Linked DNA regions of Homo sapiens: all the other regions are linked to region 1. A link is a contact called in ENCODE Hi-C or POLR2A ChIA-PET data. All regions are on one chromosome and are shown on one strand. Each heading gives the region's core, a stretch centred on a gene start or an enhancer-like site at or near the end of the contact. The rest is flanking DNA. Distances are from core to core; before and after follow the strand shown.

The links. A loop is a pair of places that touch in the nucleus more often than their neighbours do. ChIA-PET counts read pairs that join two places held with the same protein, here RNA polymerase II (POLR2A). Pooled maps may share reads with other maps.
Region 2: a loop to region 1 is called in a pooled map, with 17 times the contacts of the local background. The contact joins the promoter of ZKSCAN2-DT here to the promoter of THUMPD1 in region 1. A Hi-C loop is called at or near these places in 11 of 50 pooled maps.
Region 3: a loop to region 1 is called in a pooled map, with 5 times the contacts of the local background. The contact joins the enhancer-like site here to the promoter of THUMPD1 in region 1. A Hi-C loop is called at or near these places in 1 of 168 maps with a recorded cell type or tissue (naive thymus-derived CD4-positive, alpha-beta T cell) and 7 of 50 pooled maps. POLR2A ChIA-PET finds 5 or more read pairs at or near these places in 1 of 52 experiments (activated naive CD4-positive, alpha-beta T cell).

What each region holds. Positions count from the first base shown.
Region 1 is chr16:20,740,158-20,743,871 of GRCh38, forward strand. THUMPD1 (THUMP domain 1 NAT10 acetyltransferase adaptor) reads right to left here and starts at 1,661. Exons shown (of 4, transcript NM_017736.5): 1 at 1,352-1,661. The coding sequence starts at 1,582. It also overlaps a transcript of ACSM3 not described here. RefSeq lists enhancers at 847-936, 967-1,106, 1,407-1,456, 1,467-1,736.
Region 2 is chr16:25,255,782-25,259,495 of GRCh38, forward strand. ZKSCAN2-DT (ZKSCAN2 divergent transcript) reads left to right here and starts at 1,796. Exons shown (of 1, transcript NR_170220.1): 1 at 1,796-3,714. ZKSCAN2 (zinc finger with KRAB and SCAN domains 2) reads right to left here and starts at 2,064. Exons shown (of 7, transcript NM_001012981.5): 1 at 948-2,064. The coding sequence starts at 1,346. RefSeq lists enhancers at 1,430-1,990, 2,406-2,725, 2,846-2,925 and silencers at 1,676-1,915, 1,996-2,195.
Region 3 is chr16:25,046,953-25,050,666 of GRCh38, forward strand. No RefSeq gene overlaps it. Among named protein-coding and RNA genes, the nearest start is that of LINC02175, 18 kb to the right of the region's middle. RefSeq lists a silencer at 2,576-2,870. Within about 2 kb of position 1,824, at least 41 of the 41 ENCODE cell types and tissues checked have a DNase peak (open chromatin) inside an H3K27ac peak, as active enhancers do.

The sequences.
Region 1 (3,714 bases), core at 411-2,910:
AGAGGTGGGCGGATCCCTTGAGCCTAGGAATTTGACACCAGCCTGGACAACATGGCCTGAGAACCCGTCTCTACAAAAAATACAAAAAATTAGTCGGGCATGGTGGCACATGCCTGCAGTCCCTGCTACTCGGGGACTGAGGCAGGAGGACTGCTTCAGCCCCGGAGGTGGAAGTTGCAGTGAGCAAGAGCATGCCACTGTACTCCAACCTCCACCTTGGGTGACAGAGCAAGACCGCTTCCAAAAAAAGAATTTGCTTAAAGTACAGGAGTAGACAGGATATGTGCTTGTTGCCCAGCTCTCTGCCCCCTAGTGCCCAACGAAATTGCCAGTCAGGCACAATAATAATTGTATACATTTACAGAAACTTTATTACATACCAGTATGTATTTTATGTACATAAGCAACTCACTAGCCAGTCTTAAAGTATTCTCTTTTTTATCTAGCTCAGCAGCATCAAATAATGTGCCCATGTCCGAGTCCCCAAGCTAGTAGAGGATGAGCCGTGAATTTAAATTCCCTCTGTATTACCCTTCTTCATTTAATCCCTCAGTGTGCGTGTGTGTATTGGTCCAGATTCTAAGCCAGTAATATGATTTCCAAACACTAAGACTTTAGGTGATATTGGTAAAAGTTTTTACGTTCTAAAATGTATTTTAAGTGCAGTAACTAGCATTAGTAGTAAACCTATTATTTCAGAAATATTATTGCTTCAGGTAAACACATTATTACTCCAACTTCACGAGGCTGTCATGAAAAATGTGTTTCTGAAAGAGCTTCAGCACACCGCCTGGCCCTCAATGAGCAATCCTTAAGTGGGAGGTAGGCCGGGCTCAGTGGCTCGCGCCTGTAATCTCAGCACCTTGAGAGGCAGAGACGGGAGGATCGCTTGAGTGTAGGGTTTAGGACTACCCTGGGCCAAACAGTGAGACCCCTTATCTACAATTTACAAAACTTAGCCGAGAGTGGTGGCGCGCACTCATAGTCCCAGCTACTCTGGAGGCTGAGACAGGAGAAGTCGAGGCTTCCCTGAGCTATCATCACGCCACTGCACTCCAGCCTCGGCAACAGAGCGAGACCCTGTCTCACAAAAATAAAAATAAAAGTAATGGGAGCTACCGTGGTTACTGATGGCAAGAAAAGGTGCAAGCACTTCAAGCACAAAACCGATAGCACCGAAGTCTGCGAGCGTCTCAGGACTAGGGACGGAAACGCCGGCGAGGCCACGCCCCTACAGCCGTCACGCCGACGACCCGAGGCGCGCATGCCCATACCAGCAGCCATCCCTCCACCCTTCCCTCCTCCCGCAAGGCCTGGCAGCCGGCCCGCCCGCCCACCCCGGGACCGGTACCTTTTCTGGCCCATACATGTCGTCGCCGTATTCGTTGAGGAGGCTGTAGGCCTCCTCCACGCACTTGCGCTCGTTCATATTGCAGGTGATGAGGATGCCCTGTAGCCCGGGCTCTAGCTGACGGGGCCCGCCAGCGTCGCAGCGCCGAGCGCGCTTGGCCAGCACATACTGAGCCTTGCCTTTGCGCTTCCCGCCGCCAGGCTGAGTAGTCTGCTGGGCAGGGGCCGCCATGGTGTGCGCAAACTGAGAGGAAAGAGAAACGTTTCTCCGCTGCTGTTGGCGTCCTCGTCTATCGCCGGCGCGAACTGGTGACGTCGGATATGAGCGACGGCCTCCCCTAGCCGGCCTCGAAGCCTCATTCCGTGCTGCGCCAGGTCCTAAGGCCGGTCTGCAATCGTGAAAGGGGTGGAGTGATACCCGCCCAAGCCCCGCCTCCTGCCCCGCCTCCCGACTGCAACCTGAATCCAGTAGAGGCAGCATAGCAGCCATTCTGGAAGTGGTGTCGGTGGCTCCTCAAGCCCTTGAAGCTGGCTCCAGCCATATAGCTTCTTCCACCCAACCTTGGTACCTGTTCCTCCAGCCTTCCCTATAATTCTGCCAGCTACTGTGGAGGAAAAGTTAAATATTAAATTTGAACTCAATTGAACGTGGACACAATGGTCAAGTCCCGTAACAGGTTGCATGAGCCCCTTGAGGCATTCATTCATCCAGCACTGTTACAGATAACTCTGTACCTGTACTTGAGTTATTGAAAAACAGACAATCACAGAAACAAGTTGACCTTTATGTGTTCCTTGAGCCCAGTCGAGAAGGGCCCTCGTGACTGGGCCTCATGCCAATCAACGCATTACAAAAAGAGCCAGGGTCGGCCGGGCACGGTGGCTCACGCCTGTAATCCCAGCACTTTGGGAGGCCAAGGCAGGCAGATCACGAGGTCAGGAGATGGAGACCATCCTGACCAACATCTCTACTAAAATGCAAAAAATTAGCCAGGCGTGGTGGCGCGCACCTGTAGTCCCAACTACTCGGGAGGCTGAGGCAGGGGAATCACTCGAACTCGGGAAGCGGCGGTTGCAGTAAGCCGAGATCGTGCCATTGCACTCCAGCCTGGCAACAAAGCGAGGCTCTGTCTCAAAAAAAAAAAAAAAATGAGCCAGGGTCCCAGGCCACACGGAAGCTTCTTGAGACCCCTCCTCCTCTGTGCACGGACAAGTGGCTGACTCTGGAGCCCAGGCTGTTGCTTCCCGGTCTGGTGATGAATCCAACATAGTCTGGTGCGTGTAAATATATATATATATATATATATTTTTTTTTTTTCCCTTCTCCCCTTCCCATTGCAATTTGCTTACTATATCATTTGCTTATTATATCTGCATTGCCATTTACGTGGGATAAAGGTTGTTTACCCCCAAAGGTATTGTATGTTTGTCTATTTTTTTTTTTTTTTTTTGAGATGGAGTCTCGCTCTGTCGCCCAGGCTGGAGTGCAGTGGTGCGATCTGGGCTCACTGCAAGCTCCGCCTCCCAGGTTCACCCCATTCTCCTGCCTCCCTCCCGAGTAGCTGGGACTACAGGCGCCCGCCACCACGCCCGGCTAATATTTTTTATTTTTAGTAGAGACGGGGTTTTACCGTGTCAGTCAGGATGGTCTCAATCTCCTGACCTCGTGATCCACCCGCCTCGGCCTCCCAAAGTGCTGAGATTACAGGCGTGAGCCACCGCGCCTGGCCGTATTTTGTCTTGTTTTTTCCCCTCGCGCATTTCCCACATAGAACAGTTACTCAAAAGGCTTCCAGTAAATTCCATTTCAGCCTCAATTTTCCAGGCTATGTTTCTATTTCACTTAAAACCAAGGATGTTGGCTGGTGTTGTTTCATGCTGCTTTCGTTGCGGCCTTTTATCCATAGTCTTGGCAACTTATCATGTTACTGTCTTTTTAAAAATCATTGAAGATGCCACTTTTGAAGAATGTGTTTAAAAAACAAGTGCTTCTCATACTACTCTTCAGGTACAAACCTCTTAGCAGATTTGAGTTCCTACAAAGCCCTAAAAGATGTAATCTGATATTTTGAAAGGGACACCGAATTCACAGTCAATAAACCCTAGGTTCTAACCCCAGATCTACCACTATGTCCAAAAATTTTATCATCTTATTGTTTGCTTTTACCTGTGTATTCAATACAGCATTTAATTTTCAGAATTTCTTTGGTGGACACTGCACAGCAGAGATTTCTAGAAGTCCTCAGTTGTTTGTGAAGAGCAGTGTCATGACACTGGCATTGGCCTTCCCCCAAATCTCTCTCTCTTCTGCTGGCTGGGTTTCAGTTGCCCACACTCTGCCACCTGTCCTTAGGATATCAAATA
Region 2 (3,714 bases), core at 546-3,045, 4.5 Mb after region 1:
TATGTTGGTCAGGCTGGTCTCGAATTCCTGACCTCAGGTGATCAACATGCCTCGGCCTCCCAAAGTGCTGGGATTACAGATGTGAGCCACCGCGCCTGGCCAGAATAATATTTAATACTAAACAGAGAAGGAAATCTGTCAGGAGTGAAAGAGCCTCCTTGTTGCTAGAATAGATATTATTTGACTCTATATCTGTTACGTTCGCAAAGAAGTTACCAGGACATGAATATATACAGTAGTGAAATGAAAACTTACAAAATTAATATCCACATCTATCTGTCTATCCCTGACCAATACAGCAACCTGCTGATAGATCTCTACACAATGCAAGTCTGATGCAAGGTGAAACCGCAAATCTTGCAAATGCTGCAGGATTTCACGAGGTTCATGAAAGTGAGGTTGAAGAACAACTAGAAGAGCATGCAAGCCACTGAGAAATGAAGATGTGGCAGTTAGACTGGAGGAGAGTGACAGAAATGAAGGCATGAGAGCACTTCAGAAGACACTGAGTGCAACAGTAAAACGCTTGGAGACGGCTCTGGGATAACGGATGAAGTCTTTTTTTTTTTTTTTTAAAGGGGGAACAGAATAGCCTTTTTTGATCAAAATGCGTAAGTGAACCTCTGTGACGCAAAACCATATTGTTCTCTTATATTGTTTTGTTGCAAACATTATGCCAAAGATGACGATAAATGCTTAGGTGAATAATGTCTGGTTTCCATTGTAAGATAATATTTCAATCAAAGCTTTTATTTTTCTATTTCATGTGAAATTCTGATCCCCTTTTAAGTGGATTCACTTAAAGTGAAAAGACCCCCTTATAGGGTCTTTTATTAGTACCATTTATCTTTCTCTGAAGAGCACGTCTTTCTGCAATACATCCCTGCCCACATGCCTTTCCCATTCCCTTTTTTCTAAGTACAAAAATTTGGAAAATCCTCTCTCACCTGCTGTCTTAGTCTTCCAGTCTCTTTCTCCAAATGCACTACCAGGGCCACCGCTTCCTCTCCACTTTGCGGACACTGCTTCTGTGCCCAAGCCTGAATCTTCTCGGGTAAAATGGTGAGAAACTGCTCAATCACCAGCAGCTCAAGTATTTGCTCCTTGGAACGCATTTCTGGCTTCAGCCACCGGCAGCAAAGTTCCCAGAGTTTACTGAAAGCTTCATGGGGTCCAGTCACATCCTCATAACAGAATTGCCTGAAGCATTTGCGGAAGGTCTCAGAGCTATCCGATCCTTCCAGAATGGGCTCTGATGCCCACTCAGGGTCCTTTTCCACCTTCATTATTAGGCATCCCTCAACCTCCAGGGGCGCGTCGATCTGAGAGTCGAGGGCGACAGCCATGCTGCAGCCCAGGGGTCAACTTCACGTCTAGCTCAAGGTGGGGACCCAAAGAAGACTCCAAGCGCTCCCTGCTTAATGTTCCTGGGAGTGTGATAAGGTACGGAGGTAAAAACGGCCAGGTCGGCAGGAACAGGGTATTCCAGGCTGATTAATCAAATCTATGCCAGGCCCTTGAAAAGGTGAACGTATACTCTAAGATGCAAAAGCCTGGCCTCTTCTCCAAACAAGATGTGACCGCGCAATGTGGTTTTCCAGAGTGCATCCCTCTTAGTGCAAAGTCGGAAACCGGGAGGCTGGACGACTGGGAGAAAAATGAAGCAGGCTGAGGAAAGGCTGGGCGGAGGCGGACAGCCGGGCCGGGAGGGGGTGTGTCCGCTACTCCCGGGTCGGGCGCGGAGAGGCGAGTCCCCGAGTGGGTGGGGCCGGATGTGCAGGCCCCGCCCGGCGCCAGGTTCCGGGCTCGGGTCACCGCAGCACGTCCAGGCCGCCGCGGGTGCCGCTGGGGCCGCCGGATTCCGAGAGCGGCGCCGGGCTCTTTCGGGCCCACGACGGCCCCGACCGTCCTGAGGAAACCGCTGCCGCCGAGGAAAGGCCGCAAAAACTGTTCCGCCCGGAAGGGAGAAGAGCTGCGGGGCGAAGCCAGGGCTCGCAGGGGGCAGCGGCAGGCTGCTCGCGTTCGGCCTCGTCCACTCGGCCCGCGGAGAGCGCGGGGGGCGCTGGGAACCGCAGTCACGCATGCGCCGCCTGCCACCGAGCGCCGCGGGGCCCGCGCGAGGCGTCCTGGCGGGCGAGGGGCTGGGGGAGGGGGGGGGGGCCGTGCGGTGGACTCTCGCGAGAGCGCGCGGCGCGGTGACTCGTCGCTGAGGGACTTTAAGATTGTAGAGGGGCGCGGAGGGTCCTCCCCGGGGCGGAGGGACACAGAGGGATTCTAGGGAACCTGCCGTCGCGAGTCCCGCTTCAGGCGGAGAATCTAGGCGGCGGCGGGGCCTCCCTGAGGCGGAGGAGTCGGCACCGGGGCCTGGCTGCCGGGGAAGGAGAGCACGGGAGCGGGGACTCCTGTGTCTGGCGGAGGGACACGGCGTTCCGGTGGAGGGATCTGTTCCTTGTACCTGGTCCAGGGTTGCGGTCGGGGATGGAGCGGTTACCCCGACCCTGCGGGACCTTCTTCCTCTGGCGGAGGTGCACGGCGCGGCGTGGTGTTTTTCTGGCGGAAGTATCTGTGCGTGGCCCCAGGCCCTTCCCGGCGCGGTCTCATCTGGGGCCACTTGTTGGCCCTCGCGTTGGGGAGGTTCATGTGGTGCATCCTGATGAGAAGGGGGGTCACAGGGGTCTCGGGGCCAGGGTTCAGCCAGCCAGGCCCCAGCTTGCTCTCTTCTGGTGCTGCCCCTGTCCCTGAATTCATAGACCCGGCTTTCCCTCTCTTGAGCACCTACTATGTGCCAGGCTGCGCTTTGCGCATGTAGCAGAGGCAACAGTGTCACCTGGGAAGCTGGTTTCCCCCAAAGGAACTCTTGTCTGTCCGTTGTTGCAGAGCCAGCGCATGAGACCAAGTGTGAGTATCAGGCAGTGCAGCCTTCATTCAGTGGCCATGGAATTGGAGAAGTGGGAGGGTAGCTCGCAAATCAAGCTCTCAGCTCTTGGAAACTGAGAAGTTACAGGTAATAGGGAGTGTTGACGAAAAGTAAAACCGTGCAAAATATTTGAAGAGATTTATTGTGAGCCAAATACGAGTAACCACAGCCTGTGATACAGCCCTCTCGAGGCCCTGAGAACATGTGCCCAAGGTGGTCGGGGTGCAGCTTGGTTTTATGTTTTAGGTTGGCATGAGACATCAGTCAAATACATTAAATACATTGGTTTGGTCCAGGAAGGCGGGACAACGCAAAGGGGTGGGGGTGGGGGCTTCCAGGCTATAGGTAAATTTAAATATTTTCTAGTTGACAATTGGTTGAGTTTGTCTGAAGACCTGGGATTGATAGAAAGGAAGTGTTCAGGTTAAGATAAAAGATAGTGGAGACTAAGGTTCTTTTGAAGTCTTATGGTGGCTGCTCTTAGAGATAATAGATGACAAATGTTTCCTATTCAGATCTTCAAAAGGTGTTAGACTTTTAGTTAATCCGTTTAGGATTGGGAGGGCCTGGAAGAAAAACATCTAGCTATGTTAATAGATGTTCTTTACAGATGCACATTTTACCCCACAAAGGATAGCTTTTGGGGGAAAATGCTGTCCTTTATGGAAGAAATTGCAAAATAGGGCAAGGAAACATGTTTTGGGGTAAAATATTTTGACTTTCTTTTTGTCACGTAATGTTATGCCAGAGTCAGAATGGAAAGTAAGTCATCATATATAGGATTAAATAAAACCCAT
Region 3 (3,714 bases), core at 574-3,073, 4.3 Mb after region 1:
CTTTGAGCAACATAGGCAACATAGTGAGACCTTGTCTCTACAAGAAAGTGAACCAAATTAGCTGGGTATGGTGGCGAGTACCTGTAGTCACAGCTACTTGGGAGGCTGAGGTGAGAGGATAGCTTGAGACTGGGAGGGTTGAAGCTGCAGTGATCTGTGATCATACCACTGCACTCCAGCCTGGGTGACAGAGAGATCCTGTCCCAAAAAAAGAAAAAAGGAAAAACAGCATAAAAACAGTAGCATCAAAAATCATTAGAATAACTCTAATGAAAGACATGAAAACACCTTTACCAGAAAAGTATTGTGAGAGAATACTTTTACTCTCTCACTAAAATATTGGTGAGAGAAATTAATAAATACTTAAATAAGGAAGAGGTTACTTTGTTCATATATTAGAAGACCTGATATTAAGATGTCTGTTCTCCCCAAATTGATCTATGGAGTCAATGCAATCCCAGTTAAAATCCTATTTGTTTTTTTTTTTGAAGAAACTAACAAGTTGATTCTAAAATTTATATGGAAATGCAAAATATCTAGAATAGCAAAAAAAAAAAAAAAAGAGCAAAGTTGGAGAACTTAAACTGCTAATTTTTTATACCACTTAATTTTAAGACTTACTATAAAGCTACACTAATCAAAACATTGGTCTTGACATCACAATAGACAAATATATCAGTGAAACTGAGTCCAGAAATAGACCTGCATACGTACTGTCAGTTGATTTTTGCCCAGAGCGAGTAAGTCAATTTTCTGGTGGAAGGAAGGAAAGTCATTTAATTTCTTTTTTTTTTTTTTAAGAGAGGGTCTTCCTCTGTCGCCCAAGATGGAATGCAGTGGTATGATCATGGCTCACTGCAGCCCCAGCCTCCTGAGCTCAAGTGATCCTCCCACCTCAGCCTCCCAAGTAGCTGGGAATGCAGGTGTGTACTTCCATGTCCAGCTAATGTTTTGTTGTTTTTTGTTTGTAGAGACAGGGTCTCACTGTGTTGCCCAGGTTGGTCTCGAACTCCTGGGCTCAAGCAGTACTCACACCTCAGCCTCCCAAAGTATTGGGATTGTAGGTGTGAGCCACTGCCCAGCCAGGAAATTATTTTTAATGAATAATTCTAGATCAACTGGATATTCACATGAGGAAAGAAATTAACCTTCACCCCATCTCATGCCATACACACAAATTAGTTGGTAATTGTTCATAAACCTAAACATAAAAGCTAGAATCGTAAATCTTACACATGAAAACATGGGAGAATATCTTTGCAACCATGGGGTGGGCAGATATTTTGTGAGTAGAACACAAAATGCACTTACTACAAAGGAAAAATAAATACATTAAGAAAATGTACAGGCAAACCATATAATATTTGCAATACGTGGTAAGGGTTTTATTCTTTTCCCAAAGTACTTTGGTATTACTCAGGTCTGTGGCATCTTGCATGATATTCTGTATTTACTGGCTTTTTGTTGAGTTAGATACAGAACATTGATCCAAGAGAATTTTCTGATTGGGTTTCCCCATTTCTTTTACCTTCGTGTGAATGTTGCTCCCTTTGCCATTTATGCTTTGCCCAATATTCAGTGACTGCTTACAACAGAGACAGATTTTAGATCATATTATTCTTTGTAAAGTAAAGAGACATTAGATGAAAGCAAAAGGCAACACGGGCAGTCTCCTCTGGAAGGGAATTGCAGCCTATATGAGTCTTCCTGGTTATTGAGGATTGAGGCTCAGCTTTTTAGGTGACTCAGCATTTAAGTCCTGGCACATTAACTATATACTAGCCACAGACCTGAAAGGAGGAAGGGAGACGAAGCCTAGCTCTGTTTCAGTACAGCGTCTTTTGCCCTTAAGACTGCTTCCTGGCCAGGCGTGGTGACTCATGCCTGTAATCCCAGCACTTTGAGAGGCTGAGGCGGGCGGATCACTTGAGGTCGGGAGTTCGTGACCAGCCTGGGCAACACGGTGAAACCCCGTCTTTACTAAAAATACAAAAATTAGCCGGGCATGGTGGTGGGTGCCTGTAATCCCAGCTACTATTTAAGTCCTGGCACATTAGCTGTATACTAGCAACAGCCCTGAAAGGAGGAAGGGAGACGAAGCCTAGCTCTGTTTCAGTACAGCGTCTTTTGCCCTTAAGACTTTGCTTCCTGGCCAGGCGTGGTGACTCATGCCTGTAATCCCAGCACTTTGGGAGGCTGAGGCGGGCGGATCACTTGAGGCCAGGAGTTTGTGACCAGCCTGGGCAACACGGTGAAAACCCGTCTCTACTAAAAGTACAAAAATTAGCCGGGCATGGTGGTGGGTGCCTGTAATCCCAGCTACTCGGGAGGCTGAGGCACGAGCATCAGTTGAACCCCGGAGATGGAGGTTGCAGTGAGCCAAGATCATGCCACTGCACTCCAGCCTGGGCGACAGAATGAGAGTCTGTCTCAAAAAAAAAAAAAAAAAAAAAAGATTTTGCTTCCTGCCTTCCGTTTATAAACCAATAATAAAACCAACAGGAAATAGAAACTAAAAATGAAACTAAAAGGTATAAAAGAACAATAGAATTAAAGTTGGAGGTAGTGCCATATCTTACAGACCACAAGCAGCATGCAGTTGAAATTCTAAATCTGAGATTTTAATGCTGAACATAGTTGAATTTTGCAATCTCAAATACATGTACAGTGATGCCTTCGGGTAACAGCTGCCCGCATATATGGTGGTGGCGGTCCCACGGGAATTTTTCAGCTCTATTATCTTATCACCTAGTGACGTAGCTGTCCTAATGTCTTAGCACGGTACATCACTCATGAGCTTATGTGGATGCTGGTGTAAACAAACCTACCGTGCAGCCTGTCCTATAAAAGTGTAACACATACAATTATGTACAATACATGAAACTTGATCATGATAAAAAACTGTGTTAACGGTTTATGTATTTACTATGCTGTACTTTTTATTGTTATTTTAGAATAACAACTTGCTGACTCACCCAGAGCAACTACTTATTAACAAAAAGTTAACTGTAAAAGCCCTCAGGCAGGTCCTTCAGGAAATATTCCAGAAGAAGAAATCATTATCTTGGGAGATGTCAGCTCCATTCATGTTATTGCCCCTGGAGACCTTCCAGGGGAACAAGATGTAGAGGTGGTGGAGAGTGATATTGATGGTGCTGACTCTGTGTAGGCCTAGGATAATGTATGTGATTGTGTCTTAGTTTTTTTTTTCTTTTTTTTTTCTTTTTTTGAGACAGAGTCTGGAGTGTAGTGGCACGATCTTAGTTCACTGCAACCTCCACCTTCCAGGTTCAAGCGATTCTTCTGCCTCAGCCTCCTGAGTAGCTGGGATTACAGGCATGTGCCACCATGCCTGGCTAATTTTTTGTGTTTTTAGAAGAGACGGGGTTTCACCATGTTGTCCAGGAAGGTCTCGAACTCCTGACCTTGTGATCTGCCCACCTCAGCCTCCCAAAGTCCTGAGATTACAGGCGTGAGCCACTGTGCCTGGCTAGCATACACTGCTTTTAAAGTTTACACAGTGTAATGTCCTGCGTCTTCACACTCACTCACCCCTCACTCACTGACTCACCCAGGGCAACTTCCAGCCCTGTAAACTCCATTCAGTGCAGGTGTCCTATAGAGGTGGATCATTTTTAGCCTTTTATACTGTATTTGTAGTGTACTTTTTCTATGTTTAGCTGTGTTTAGATACACAAATACTTAACATTGTGT